Regions from separate parts of the Homo sapiens genome. Here region 1 is linked to region 2. The links are chromatin loops, found by intact Hi-C in ENCODE. Cell type or tissue: Caco-2. All regions are shown on one strand.

What was found. Peaks named below come from ENCODE experiments on the same cell type or tissue, not always from the same donor. Only the 100,000 strongest peaks of a DNase experiment are listed, where the experiment ranks them.
Region 1: it touches region 2 in a loop (9-fold over the local background); 1 of 110 quality-filtered maps calls a loop at or near these places.

The regions. Positions count from the first base shown.
Region 1 is chr2:163,845,694-163,853,693 of GRCh38, reverse strand. No RefSeq gene overlaps it. Among named protein-coding and RNA genes, the nearest start is that of FIGN, 110 kb to the right of the region's middle. In Caco-2, no CTCF peak of the experiment used is centred here; a DNase peak (open chromatin) is centred at 3,443.
Region 2 is chr2:163,700,175-163,708,174 of GRCh38, reverse strand. The region is part of intron 2 of FIGN (fidgetin, microtubule severing factor); the gene reads left to right. LOC107985957 (a long non-coding RNA gene) reads left to right here. Exons shown (of 2, transcript XR_001739759.2): 1 at 1-2,872; 2 at 5,594-8,000. Among named protein-coding and RNA genes, the nearest start is that of FIGN, 32 kb to the left of the region's middle. In Caco-2, no CTCF peak of the experiment used is centred here; no DNase peak of the experiment used is centred here.

The DNA of each region.
Region 1 (8,000 bases), 150 kb before region 2:
AATCTATAACAAAGTATCAAGGACTGAAACCCCCATCATAAATCAGCTCAGTCTCTGATTGGCTTGTGGTGATCTATGCTACTCTAATTTCCCACCACATCTATCCTACTCTAGGTGATTCTCTGAAGGAACATAAATAACATCTTCTAGAGTTTCTACAATGTTTAATACACAATATCCAGCAGCTATTCAAAAATTACCTGCCACACAATGGAAAAGGACTCGATTTTTTAAATCCAAAACCAAAACCACAATAACAAAAAATGATAGCAACACACACACAGGCAACCAAGATGTAGGAATTGCCTGAGATTAATGTTTAAATAACTGTTATTGGTATGTTTTTAAATGATAAAGTGAAAATTTTCACCTGAGAAATAGAATCTATAACAAAATATCAAGTAAAATCTAGAACTTAAAAAGAGAAGAACTGAAATGCAAGACTCAGTAGATGGGTATAAACCCAGATTGGAGACATAAAAAGAGGATTAGTCAGGTTGCGAATAACAGTAGAAAATACAAGGACTATGACATGAATATAAAAGAAAATTAAATATGCAGAAAAGTACATAAAAGATGTAGCAAAAATACATACATATGTGTAACTGGTATTTCAGAAAGAAAGAAAAGAGAGATTGTGGCTAAAGTAGTATTTTAAAATATTGGCCAAGAATTTTCCAAAACTAATGAAATAAGTCACAGCTTCAAGAACAACAAAACCCTAGCAGAGTGAACAAAAAGTAAATCATACCTAGTAAAAACATTCAAAACCTAATGAAAACGAAAGAGCATGCAATCTTAAAAGTACTTAAAGGGGAAAAGAGCACATTTACCTTGAAAGGAGCATTTTTATCATGGCTTCTCAAATGACACAGCTGAAGATGAATCACACTTGAAAAACACGTTTAAAATACTGAAAGAAAATGACTACCAATCTGTAATTCTATATCCAGCTAATATTTCTTTCAAAATAAAACGTAAAATAAATTATAAACTTATGAAAGCTTTTAAATTATTTAAAATTCAAAGCTAAATTATTTAAATATTTAAATCTATGATCAACTTTGAGTTAACTTTTCCATAAGGTATGACATTTAGGTTAAGTTTTCTTTTTTCTTATTTTGCCTATGTTTATTCAATTGCTTCAGTGCTGTGTGTTGAAAATGTTACTCTTCCTCCACTAAATTGCTTTTACACTTATGTTCAGATAATTTGGCCATATTGTATGGTGCTGTTTCTAAGATCTCAATTCTGTTTCATTACTTTTTGTAACTTAATAACACACAGTCTTGATTATTATAATATCTACAAATGATTGAAATTGGGCTAAGAGATTTCTCCCATTTTATTCTTCTTCAGAATTGTTTTTACTATTCGAGTCATAGTGTATAAATATTTTTATATATTGCTTAATTCTTTTTGCTAATGGCTTGTAAAGAATTTATGTATCTCTATACATGAAGGATTTTGTTGTGTAGTTTTCTTTTTTATACTGATTTTGTTTGGTTTGAGAAAGTGACTTCATAGAATGAACTGGGATGTGTTCTCTCCTCCTTCATTTTCTGGAAGAGCTTATGTAAAATTGGTGTAAATTCTTCCTTTAGCTTTTGGTATAACTTTTTAGTGAAGGTATCTGGGTCTGGATTTTTTGGAACGTTTTTAATTATAATTTCAATTCCTTCAAAATTATAGGCAGTAGGGTTTTATAAGACTATTCAAATTATCTATTTCATATTGAAAGAGTTGTGGTAATGTGTAGTTTTCAAGGAAATCTCCTTTATTATTATTATATTTATTTCCTCTAAGGTGTCCAACTTATATATAGAGAATTGTTTGTAGTATTCCTTTATAATTATTTGATTCTCTTATAATTCTTATTATCTTATAATTATTTTGTTATCTCAATATTTTATACTGTATGGTAATTAATGTCTTCTCTATATTTTATCATTTTTATCGGTTGTTTCAAAAACTAGCCTTTTGTTTTTAATTCTTTTCTCTATCATTTTCTCTTTTCAATATCATTGACTTCTCTTTATTATTTTCTTCCTTCACTTATTTTGGGTTTAGGTTGCTCCCCTGTTTTTAGATTCTTGAGACAGTAGCTTATATTATCTACTTGATACTTTTCCTCTTTTCTTTTAAGGCAGGATCTCACTCTGTCACCCAGGCTGCCCAGGTAATTTTTTTTTATTTTTAGTAGAGGTGGGGTTTTGCCATGTTGCCAGGCTCTTTTTCCTCTTTTCTAATGTAAGTATTAAATGCTACAAATTTTCTTTCCAGCACTGCTTTAGCTACATGTTACAAATTTTGAAATGTTATGTTTTTGTTTACATTTAGTTTACTGTGTTTTTTAAAGTGTCCCCAGACTTTCTCTTTGATTCATGGATTATTTAGAAACATATGATCTGTTTTTCAAATGTTAGGAAAACTTTTTGATTGTCGTTGTTGTTACTGATTTCTATTTTGATTTCTTTGTGGTCAGACGACACAGTCTGTATGTTTTCAATTCTTGTATATTTGTTGAGGTTTGTTTTATGGCCCACGATATGAACTACCTTGATATATGTTCTATGAGAGTCTGTAAAACATGTGTATTCTGCTGTTTAGGGGAATAGTCAACAAAATTTTATTTGTTTCTGTTGGTTGATGATACTGTTGAGTTTTTTCTATAGCCTTGCCAATATTTTTTTTTCTTTTTTTTTTTTTTGGAGACGGAGTCTCGCTCTGTCGCCCAGGCTGGAGTGCAGTGGTGCGATCTCGGTTCACTGCAAGCTCCGCCTCCCGGGTTCACGCCATTCTCCTGCCTCAGCCTCCCGAGTAGCTGGGACTACAGCCTCCCGCCACAACGCCCGGCTAATTTTTTGTATTTTTAGTAGAGACGGGGTGTCACCGTGTTAGCCAGGATGTCTCGATCTCCTGACCTCTTGATCCGCCCACCTCGGCCTCCCAAAGTGCTGGCATTACAGGCGGGAGCCACTGCGCCCGGCCTTTAGTCTAGTTTTTATGTCAATTGTTGAAAAAGGGGTATTGAAGTTTCCAGCTCTAATGGTGGATTTATGTATTTTTCATTTAAGTTTTATCAGTTTAGGCTTCATGGATTTTGAAACTGCTGTTGATATGGCACATATACATTCAGAATTATTACGTCTTCTTGCTGTATAGACACTTTTATAATTACGGAATGTTCCTCTAATAATAATCTTTGATTCGAAGTTTACATTTTTGCTCTTCTAAAAATACATATTTTTAAGTGAATTTCTTGTATGCAGAATAGAGTTGTATCATGTTTTCTTATCCACTGTTTCATAAAGGTCTTTTAATTGGTGTATTTAGACCATTTACAATAATGAGATTGTCAGAGGCATTTGAACCAGAGCAATTCCATCTTGAACAGGGGCTAGGTAGAATGAGGTTAAAACCTACTGGGCTGCATTCCCAGGAGGTTAGGCATTCTAAGTCACAGGAAGAGATAGAGGTCAGCAAGAGATACAGGTCATAAATACCTTGCTGATAAAACAGGCTGCAGTACAGAAGCTGGCGAAAGTCCACCAAACCAAGATGGCAATGAGAGTGACCTCTGGTCACTCTCACTGCTCATTATATGCTAATTATAATGCATTAGCATGCTAAAAGACACTTCCACTAGTGCCATGCCAGTTTAACAATGCCATGGCAACATCAGGAAGTTACCCCATATGGTCTAAAAAGAGGAGGAACCGTCAGTTCCGGGAATTGTCCACCCCTTTCCCAGAAAACTCATGAATAATCCACCTGTTATTTAGCATGTAATCAAGAAATAACCATAAAAGTGGCCAACCAGCAGCTCATGCTGCTGCTCTGCCTGTGAAGTAACCATTCTTTATTCATTTACTTTCTTAATAAACTTGCTTTCATTTTACTCCATGAACTCAACCCAAATTATTTCTTGCACAAGTTCCAAGAGTCTTCTTTTGGGGTCTGGACTGGGGCCCCTTTCCAGTAACAAGATGAGAATGTAGAAACTTAAATCTGCCATTTACTTTTGGTTTTCTGTTTGTTCTTTCTCTTTTTCATATCAATTTTCTTATTCTTGCCTCTCTACAAGTTACTTGAACATTTTTAGAATTCCATTTGATTAATATAGGATGTTTTGAGTGTACTATTTTGTGTATCTTTTTAGTGATCATTTTAGGCATTACATTACACAGATATTACTTATCAAAGTCTACTGGCATCAGCAATTTACCAGTTGGAGTGAAGTTTAGAAACCTATCTCTCTCTCCCATTTATAATATTAGTATAGTTGTCCTAAATTAGTATAGTTGTCCTAAATATTTTCTCTACAGATATTGAAAGCCAGACACTTAAAATTTTATCTTCAATAATCAAAATATAACTTTAAAAATTTAAGAAAAAATAGGACAGTTTATTGCATTTACTCATTTTTTTTAAATTATGTTCGTTCCTTTCTTCTTTTATAATTTTCTTTCCATTTAGGGAACTTCCTTTAGGCATTTTTTTAAGGTAGGTCTCCTTGCAACAAATTAATTTTTTCTTCATCTGAGAATGTCTTGATTTACTACATGACTGAAAAATATTTTCATTAGATGTGGAATTTTAGTTTGACACTTGTTTTCTTTTACTGCCTTTTAATACTGTGCCACTTCCTTTTGGCCTCCATGATTTCTAATAAGAAATCTACTGTTTTCCACTATGGATAATGTGTCATTTATCTCTCTCTGGCTGCTTTATATATTTTCTCCTTGTCTTTAGTTTTCTGAAGGTTGACAATGAGGTGTTTTAGCGTAAATTACTTTAGGTTCGTCCTATTTGTCATTGAGCTTCTTAAATTTCTAGTTTTTTTTTTTTTTTTTTTTTTTTTGCCTGATTTGGAAATTTTTCTGCCGTTATTTCGTTGAACAAACTCAGAGGACCACCTTCTTTTTTCTTTCCTTCCGAAACTTTGATGACACAAATGTTAGATCACTTATTACAGTCCCACGGGTCACTACGACTCTGCTTATTTTCTTCAGTCTATTTTCTTTACATTGTTCAGATAATTTCTATTGTTCTATCTTCAAGTTGAATGATTCGTTCTTATTTTTTGTCTATTGTGTTGTTGAACCCATTCCCTAAGGCTTTTATTTTCGATTTTGCGTACTTTCAGTTCAAAAATTTGCTTGGTTCTTTATAATCTTCTATTTATTTGCTGAAACTTTCTATTTATTGTTTGTTTGTTTCAAGCAAGTTTATAACTGCTCACTGAAAATTTTTTTTATCTTGGTTGTTTTAAATTCCTTGTCTAATAATTCTAACATCTATGTCATCTCTTTGTTGACATTTGTTGACCTGATAGCTGGGGTGGCATCAGAGGACTCAAAGTGGAGTCTCAAAACTTTTACCACTGCTCAGCAATAACAAAGCCATAAGATCTTAGAATGTGGAACATTATTAAGATAAAGAAGGAAAGTATATAATGATAAAAATGTTCCATTCATCAATAATCTTATTAATGCTAATTTTGCATGTACAATTATTAATAAGAGCTTAAAAATATATGAAACAAAACTAAGAGAAAATAAGCAGAAATAGAAAATTCACATTTATAATTGGATACTTCAACATTCCTAAGTAATCAATACAACAAGTAGACATAAAATCAATAAGGATTCAGAAGTCCTGAGCAATATTATCAACCAGCTTGATCCCATTGATATTTATGGGACACTTCACATGAAAATAACAAAGTATATATTCTTTCTAAGCACAATTGGAGCTTTCACAAGCTGGACCATTTTCTGGACATAATACAAACTGTAACAATTTTAAAAAGACTAAGATGATGACATTGTTTTCACCCTAAGGGAATCAAACAAGAAATCAATAACAGAATGATATCTGGAAAATACCTGAATATTTTGAAAATAAAAAATACAATTCCAAATAATATATGGGTGAAAGAGGAAATCGTTGAAGAAATTAGAAAATATTTTGAATTGAAGGAAAATGAAACAATATAGCAAAATTGTGGGATGTAGCTGGAACAGAGCTTAAAAGAAATTATATCAATAAATGCATATAATAGAGAAGAAATATCTCAAATCAATTTTCTAAGCTTTCATCTGAAGCAATCAGAAAAAGAGGAACAACTAAAACCCAAAGTGAGCAGAAAAAAAATAAAAGTACAGTAAAAATCAAGTAAATTGATAAGAAGAATTAAAGAAAAATCAAGAAAACCAAACCTAGTTATTTGAAAAAAATTTTAAAAATTTATAAACCACTAGTCGAAACAGCACACACACAAAAGTAGGCAGACTTACCAGTATCAGCAATGAAAGAGAGAGTATCATTAAAGACTTTTCAGCCATGAGTAGGATAATAAGAGCCTATTATGAAAAATTGTATGCCCCAAAATTCAACAACATAAGTGAGATGAACCAATTGCCTGAAAGATACAAAATCCCAAAGCTTATATAAAAATAAACAGATAAACTGCATAGATTTCTATTGATAAGTGACATTAATCATAGTTAAAATCTTCCAAGAAAGAAAACTCCAGGCACTAATGGCATTACTAGAAAATTCTACCAAATATGTTAGAAGGAAATGTTAATTCTACACAAACTTTTCTAGAATATAGAAGAGAAGGGAGCATCCCATTGCATTTTATGAGACCAGAAAAATCCTGAGCAAGTCATTACAGTAAAAGAAAATTACAATCTAAAATTATGGATATAACTTAAAAATCAGCAAATTGAATTCAGCAGTATATCAAAAATATACTAGTGCTTATATTAAATGTAAAACATTACAATACTCCAATTAAACAACTAAGATAGGTATGTTTAAAAAAATCAATAAAATCAATATATATGCCACTTAAACACATTTTAAATAATATGTGAACACAGAATTATTTTTAATAATTTTAACTTTTATTTTAGATTCAGGGGTTAAGTGTGCAGGTTTGTTACATGAGTTTATTGTGTGACACTGAGGTTTGGGGTATAAATGATCCCACCGCCTAGTAGAGAGCATAGTAGCTGACAGGCAGTTTCTAATCCCTTTCTCCTTTCGCTCTTGCCCCACTCTAGTAGTCCCCAGTGTCTATTGTTTCCATCTTTATGTCCATGTGTACCCAGAGCTTAGCTCCCACTTATAAGTGAGAATATGCAGTACTTGGTGTTCTGTTTCTGTGTTAATTTGCCCAGAATGATGACCTCCAGCTGTATCCATACCACTACAAAAGACATAATTTTATGCTTTGTTATGGCTGCATAGAATTCCATGGTGTATATGTACCACATTTCGTTTATCCAATCCACCATTGATAGGCATCAAGGTTGATTCCATGTCTTGGTTATTATGAACAGCACTGCAGTAAACATACAGGTCCATGTGTCTTTTTGGTACAACAATTTCTTTTCCTTTGGATGTATACCCAGTAATGGGATTGCTAAGTCGATGGTAGTTCTGTTTTAAATTCTTTGAGAAATCTTCAAACTGCTTTCCACAGTGGCTAAACTAATTTATATTCCCACTAACATGTAAGTGTTCCATCTTCTCCACAGCCTTGCCGGCATCTGTTGTTTTATGAATTTTTCCTGATAGCCATTCTGACTGGCGTGAGGTGTGGTTTTGATTTGCATTTCTCTGATATTTAGTGATATAGAGCATTTTTTATATGTTTGTTGGGCACTTCTGTGTCTTCCTTTGAGAAGTATCTGTTCATATGTTTTGCCTACCTTTTAAATGGGTTGTTTGGTTTTTGTTTGTTAGATTGTTTAAGTTCCTTATAGATTCTACATATTAGACTTTTTCAGATGAATAATTTATGAATATTTTCTCCCATTCTGTAGATTGTCTGTTTACTCTGTCGATAGTTTATTTTGTTTTGCAGAAGCTGTTTAGTTTAATTAGGTCCCACTTGTCAATTTTTGTTTTTGTTGCAGTTGCTTTTGAGGGCTTATTCATAAATTATTTCCCAAAGGCAATGTCCAGAATGGTATTTCCTGGGT
Region 2 (8,000 bases):
TTTCTTTGGTGTTTTCCCCCTTTAATTTTCTAACTATTCTATCAAAATAACAATATGTGAGGTGGCCAAGATTCAGTTATCCTGATGACATCAAATTAATTTTTTTTGAGAATTCCCAATGATGAAATTATCTCTTCACAGAAACTTCTTTTAAAATGTTGAGAAATTTGTGCTATTGTAACATAAAGACAAATAGGATTTGATATCACAATGTGGCTTAAAAATAGTTATGTAAACAATCTTAAATATAAATTTTTATTTGAAACAAATGACTGAAATAGTATATTTGGAAGTATTTAGAAATTTCTGGTTATATCAAGACCAGTAGTATCTCTGTTAAATATGTATTTTTCCTAACTACAGATATTTTTATTTATTATAAGATTTACAGGAAAAGAAAAAATGCCCACTCTTCACCTCTTTTCACAGATAGTTTCACTTTTTTATCTCCTTAACAAAGCCATTTCCATAAATAGATCACTGCCAAGTTGTTTGAAAATTAGGGTAAAATAAAAGGCCTGCATTCTTGGAAATCTCATTTTAATGAGATTTACAATAATGATTAAATACTGTTGATATTTTTCAAATGTTGCTTGATATGGACTTAGTTTTGGTTGTATAATTTCACAAAGATTATTTTACTTTACTAAAAACACTTAAATTCCAAATTCCATCTCTTCTGCATTTTTAATCTTCTTTGTTTCTGTTTTGTCACTACACTCTTTGAAATAACCTGATATCAGGCAGAGTTTACCCACTAGAGAATAAAATGAGGATCATACTATTGAGGAGTGTTTTTTCTTTTTTTGTTTTTTTTTTTGAGACAGAGTCTCATTCTGTCGCTAGGGTGGAGTGCAGTGGCGCGATCTTGACCCACTGCAAGGTGCAACCTCCACCTCCTGGATTCAAACGATTCTCATGCCTCAGCCTCCCGAGTAGCTGGGATTACAGGCACATGCCACCATACCCAGCTAATTTTTTTGTATTTTTGGTAGAGACGGGGTTTCACCATGTTGGCCAGAGGAGTGTTGTTTTGACAGATAAACATGGTAAGCTTGGTTGTTTTCTTCCTGAATGTTTTGAAATAAAAGAGGATTGAAATTTTATTCCTCAATAGAAATTAAGAATAATTATATAACTCTTGTACAATTTTATTGATGTTAGGCAATGAAGACAGAAAAGAAATGTTAAGTTTTTCTCCTTCCAGATGTAACTGATGCTGCAATGGCCGTGACATTCAGGAATATGAAAGTTTTCATCGTTTGTTTATACCTTTGGTCATACTGGCATAATTTTTTTTGTTTGTTTTAAATGAGATTATTGCTCTAGAAAAGAAAAACTTAATAAAACCTTGTGTTTGAAAATAAAATTTTGTCAGAATTTCAGCCAACAAGATTTCCTGTGTGATGCACAACTAATATTTCAGTGTTGCTGTTCCTCAAAGATTGGGTTTTAGGGTGCATGCAGCTCAGGACAGAATTATATCAAACCAAAAGCATATGCAGTCTACATGTGATTTGTTTGGATGATATGCAAAGATATGAATTGTGTATTTTAATCAGTATACTTTAGTTTCATTTTACAAAAAGAAAAATTAGCTCAGTCTAAATCTGAAATAAATACAGACATTTACAGGCACCTGTTTGAATCATCATGATTAGGTTTATTTTATGATATATTAATATTATTAAAATTCCCAGTAAGAAGAAGTCACATTTAATATACAATATTTGAGTGGATTGTGTGTGCTTATTAATAGTGTCACAGTTTAAGTAAAACTATTAAGCCGCCATCTTTACATACTTGGTTTTACCTTTTTGGATGTCTTGGGCAAAGGTTCAAGGTATTTCTTTTCAGGTAAATAATTTGTAACTGCTGTTAATTAAAATATAGTTCTCTAAAATAGAACCCATTTAGAAATAATAATAGTTGGAAATAAACAACATGGAAAACTAGATGATTTGTGGTTCAAATTTACTGATAGATAAGTTAAACATTAGAGCCATAAAGTGTAAATTTGCGTAGCATTTAACAAGCTTTAGAAGAGCATTAAAAGTAACCTATATGTAATATGCAATACGAATAGAGCTTCACAGAGCCCCAGAGGAAGCTGAAAATGTAGTTCAGGATGCTTCAGGCTGTCTGAGATGTTGAGATTATGTTCCACAAAGACCAAAATAAGGTTTCAGCAAGGTTTTCTTGCAACATGTAAGTTTTCCAGATGAAGAGAAATGGACATATATTAAATTTCCAGCAGCTTAAAAATGCAGTCATTTGTAAGTGATTAAAATGGACGTTGTTTTTAGTTTTTCTGTAGTAGTTGGCATTCCTTAACTGGTTTTTATATTAAACCAGTTATGTTAAAAAACAAACATGTATACAGTGTGCCTATCTTGTCACTATGTTAATAGAAAATCATTCAAAAATTAAAGGAAAGAAAAGTAAAACCATTATAATAAAAGATTGTGAGAGCTGCTTGAGAGTTGTGGGGAGTAATCTTGCATCACATCTATTAGGATTGTCAAAAAAAAAAAGACAAAAAATAAACAATATAAAATAGAGTTTACATAGTACTCTTTTCTTTAGATGTTTTTTGGAAGTCTCACATGTTGTCAACTTATGTATTTTTTATATAAAGTGACCTGTAACTAAAATTTTAAGAATTTAGTTCTGCCATTGTCTTGAAATTAAGCAGGTAAAAACACAACCTCTCTGGGTCTCAGTGTTTTTCATCTTAAAATGGATGACTTCCATCCAAAGATTTCTAAATTCTCTTTCAGCTCCAAAACACTATGAGAAACTATGGAACTATGAAGTTCCATCTGAAAATTTTTAAGAACATGGAAACTGATTGTGCTACTCAGCTTTTCTGGTGGGTATCAGCTGTGCAACGAAGAGTGTTGAACAGTATGTTATTTCTTACCCTCTAGGAGAGTGGTCCCCACACTGTGGGCTGCAGACCTCTGAGGAATGTTGGACTTTTTCCAAAAGTTTCTCAAATTCACATGTGTATTAAACACATGTTTCTTTACACGTATGTACTATAGATGTTTTTGATGTATGTGGTGTCTCTTATGATTAGAATAAAAACATACATCCATTTAGAAGTGTTATAAAGTTGTCACAGAATTCACCATAATTCTTAAGTCATTATGTCACCAATGGATGAGAAAAGTAAAATCAATATCTTAAATCTGTGAGGATATTTTAATGCTAAAATTGGATGGACCTCTTGTGTACTCACTGGAGGTACATTAGTTGCATATAATGTGAACTATTAAGCATTGCCTTGGAAGATGTGCCATTAATATTTTTCCAGGAGATTTGGAGTATTTTATTCCATTTGAACACTTAGTTGGGGTTATGGCTCCATTTCCTGTCAGAGTATTTGAAATATCCCATTAGCTTACTGTTAGTAGTTGTCTTAGGAACTTCTTACTAACGGTGAATAGTAACCGCTATTTGTTGAGCATTTACTAAGCACTGTGTGTGTGTGTGTGTGTGTGTGTGTGTGTGTGAGAGAGAGAGAGAGAGAGAGAGAGAGAGAGAAAGAGAGAGACAGTCTGTGGGTTATTCCCATTTGACAGATTGGAATATTAAGGCAAAAAGATACTAAGTATTTTGTCCAATACCTCATAGCCATTGACAGAGATGGGAATAAAAATTGGCCTATGTAACATCACCAAAGCCCACGCAGTGCCTGTGGGAAAAATGAATTTCAGATTTAGCTTAATGTCACACACACACAGCCCACAAGGAAATGCCTGACAATTACGCTCCATGTTCTGAAACTGACGTGTCATCATCACCACAGAATTGCCACTTTATGCCTCAGTTTACCCAACTTCAAAGTAGAGAAACATTTCATCATTTAATTTTACTTGCTAGGATAATGTATGAATTAGTTAATGCTTATAAAGAAGTGATTTGATGAGGGGAAAGCTCTATCTAAATGCTAAGTATTATTTATTATTCATGTAAGCATATTACTGTACCCTTCAATCACCTTTTTTGGATGTTTCAAATGGGCAATTACTGTCTCTTTGTGTAAAGCTTTAAAAATTTTTAATTTAAATTAAAAGTTAATCTAATTTAGGAAAACTCTGCCAGCTGGAATGGAACACAGACTTTTTTTTCCCCCTTTTCCAAACAAAACAGCAATTCAGAATAGACTCTCTTTTAATATAGTAATGTGGATAGGCTTTCCTGGGCTAGCGGTATTAGGAATGAGGGCTAATTAGTAATGGCTGTTTTGTAATGCTGGTAATCTATGTGTTAGGATTAGTGCTGATAATATATCTGATTAGGTGGAATTAACTGATATTTAGAAGGATGGAGATTCTTTTGTTTATGAAATCTCCATTTTGGGGTTACGATGTGTAGCTGGAGTGGCTGAGTCCTTGAAATCAAGTTAACATGGCTTTCCCATAACACAGTGCCCATATATGAGTAGAGCCAGGAAGCAATGAGGGTCATTTGAGCTCAAGAAGACCTTTACATCTTAAGGCCTCAGTAAGGAGCCCTACAAATAGTGAAAATCAGAGTTCAAAGGTCAGAAATGTCAAGTATGCTTTAAAAGGAGAAGACATATTTACCTGAGCTCTTCAGTTAACATCCAGCAGTCCTTGATGGGAAAATTCTTTCTATGTAGCACTTTCTGTCACATGCCTGTTGACTCAAAAGTAACTGGTTTTCGTTTTAAAATAGAAAATGAAAAATGTATCATTGAAAGAAATCACTGTTTTAATTCCTCTCCCCTACAAATTTGCATGTTCAACCTTCCTTTTAAAGTAACCATTTTTAAATGTTCCCTAGCACTTAAATTTTAAGGAAATATGCTTAGAAATCACATTATTCAGTTGCACAGTTTCAGTTGCCCAGCAGTATCATTAAATCCTCTGGAGTGATTCCAGTCCCACAAAAATTAGGGACCCCTTTACATTGTTTCCATATTCAAATGGAAATCTTTTTGCAAGTTAGTAATTAAAGTATTTAACCTCTCTCTCCCTCCATTTATTAGAAAACTCTTTTTTCTTTATTTTTTCAATTACAAAAAAACTGCTAAAGCCAATCAAGCATTTATTTTGATAAACCGCTTGTAACAGTCTCAGCTAAATTCTGCAAATACCAAAAAAAAAAAAAAAGCTAAATAATCACCCTGAGCAGATTTTGCGGAGACCTTGCTCAACCTGTTCAGGGATAATTATGCCGAGCTTTTAGTATGGGGCAAAGGAAAACATAAAATTAAGGCATGAAAGAAAGTCTACCTATTTTGAGAAAATACTGGGATAATTGGTACTCTTTTTATTACCATTTTATTATAGAAAGATATTGTCTTGTCATGAAATATAGGTTTACAGCAATGAAACAGTACTATTCGGGGTGGAAAGAACTTCTGTGTTAGATGGATTGATTTAAAATGTAATAAAAATAGCAAATTGCTAAATAGTGAATCGCTAAATAGTCAAGTTAGAGTTCATTATTTAAATGACTCCTTTTTCTTTTCTTTTTAATCATATGATGTTCATAATTGCTTTGTTTCTGACAAGTACGTTACAGGGACTTTTTTCTTCTTTTTTCTTTTTTCTTTCAGAGTAGCCTTTGGTTTGGAGCTACAACCATAACTTTCTTTGAGAAATGGAAACATCAGGAATGGTACCACTACATGCAAGGTGCTAGGAGTAGAAAGCAATAGACAGATTCACAATGTTATAAATGGTGGTGATATGAAATGTGACCCTGATAATGGTTATGTGGTGCTTTGGAAATTTACCTCTCTTACAGACTTTGTCCTTTTGTATGTGAAGGTGACACTGAACAGTGTGTCTGAACAGAATGATGTGTAATCTGTAGTTCTTTATATCTTATCAGCTGCAGATCCTGGTTTTGTGGAGCCTGAAGCTTGCACAACATGGGGGCCGTGTTTTAATGAGAACAATAGTACAAAATTAAAAATGCAAAACTAGGTACAGGCATTGGAAGGGGCCAGTATTTAGTGAGGATCAGCTTCATTACGCTTCATGGTAGATCTGTCTCTGCTGATTACATATGTGAAAACTGAGAATGGGTATTTGAAAGCTTCATTTGGACCAGGCTTATTCAATTTGTGTTGGTAGATATTCATGGCTGGGAGGACAGCACTGGTTCTATTTTTAGAAATTTTAACAAGTGCTACTTTCCCAGCACTGATGGTACAAATCACAGAGCTGGGGGCGAGGTTGCAAAATCTGGATGACTCAGTTTCCAAAATTACAGTTTTTCTACTTATATTGATAGTACTTACACCAGAAGGTGCTAGCTCTTTGATCAAATACTGAATTGTGAGGAAATCAGATTCAAGTGTCATGTTAAAGTTAAAGTCATGAAGGGAAGAGAAACCAGAGCTGACTCGACTGGTAAGAAATCTTAATAAAAATGGGGACATTTGTAACAATAATTAAGGCAGGGAAATGCTGATTAGCGTTCAGCTACTCTAGTGAGAAGCAAAAAGCACCAATAAAGCAGATATTCTTCGTCTGGATGCCTTGCTTCCTCAGTGAGTCAGTCCCAAAGGGGCCTCCCCTCATGCCACTGTATACTCTGCTGGGAGCTTTGTCGGCTAAAGCTTCTAATATCTACAGTGGCTTCTCTTGCAGCACTTTGGTTTCCAGGGAACCATCCGCAGGTTCTACTGATTTGTCAGTATCTTTACACTCAGCCTCTGGTTGCACCAGGCATTCATCTTTGGTAGTTGCAGTGTGTGTTTGGGCCCTCCTGTGTCCAGATTATGCTTTGAATCAGCACATATTTATTGACTAACTGTAGGGTACACAACTATGGTAAAGATGATAATACGTAATCTTACCTTTGGGTAGCTGCTTGCAATTTATGAAATACCTTTATATCCATTACTTTCCTTGCTTCTCACAATTCCAAGAGGTAAGCAGACTCAGTGCTGTAATTCACATATTACAGAAGACAAAACTGAGATTAAGGAAATTGCCCAGGTCAAACAATTAAGAAGTTGCAGAGGACTTGAGCCCTGAGCTACTGACTCAATAGATATTTTTTTTAACCATTACATGGACCTTGCAATTTATTAGGGAGATAAGAAATGCAAATTTTTTTCCCTTAAATGCATGTGTATCTTTATATAGAGATATATTTCCTTAGTAATTGTACTATAAGAAAGCATCAAGAAAGTGTCTAAATAAAGCACCCAGTGAAGAGTTGTACATCTAGTGTGTTCCAGAAATATGAATTGATTAGACTTGATATATGTCTATTAAGCACTTGGAGAGTACAGGGCACTGTTTTAGAGCCCTTGTTAATTGATTATCATGGCTGTGTGTTGTTTTGGGCCCTGGGCCCTGTTTCAGTGAGAAGATAGAGCTATCAGAGGAAAAGCCATCAGTAGTTTTAGACACTAGACTTCTCTCTGCTTTCACAAAATGCCATCCCAGATTCAGAGGCATTTCTTATCCTCAAATGGAACATCTTCACATACCACAGTGTTCCATTTCCCTCTTCCAATGGCCTCCATTGCTTGTAACCTTGACTGAACTCTCCCCTTTTTGCATTCTCTATAAATCTGCTAGTCACCACTCCCACAACATAGCCTATTATGACATTGCTGCAACCTAGCCTCTGAATTCTGGATTTCATCTTCTCTCATCCAGGCTGATGTGTTCTGAAACTAGAGCTTCCAGACCCTTCTGAGTTCTCACTGTCGCCATTCTGCGACAAATCCTGCTTCTTGTTATCCTATGAAACTATATTTCAGAGCCCTGCCCCAGTGTCCCCTTCCTTCTTTCTCTTCTTCAAGTGAAACTGCTCAAAGACCTCATTATTCACATGCTTCCACATCTGTACCCTTAACAGCCTTCCAAATGATTTGAACAGCCTCACTTTTTTGTCAGTTACATAAGGAAGTGCCTTCCTTATGTCACTGTGGTGAAATTATTTTCTCAATTTATTCTGTTTCAAAAAGAACAAAAAATGTTCCTCCAGCGTTATAACTA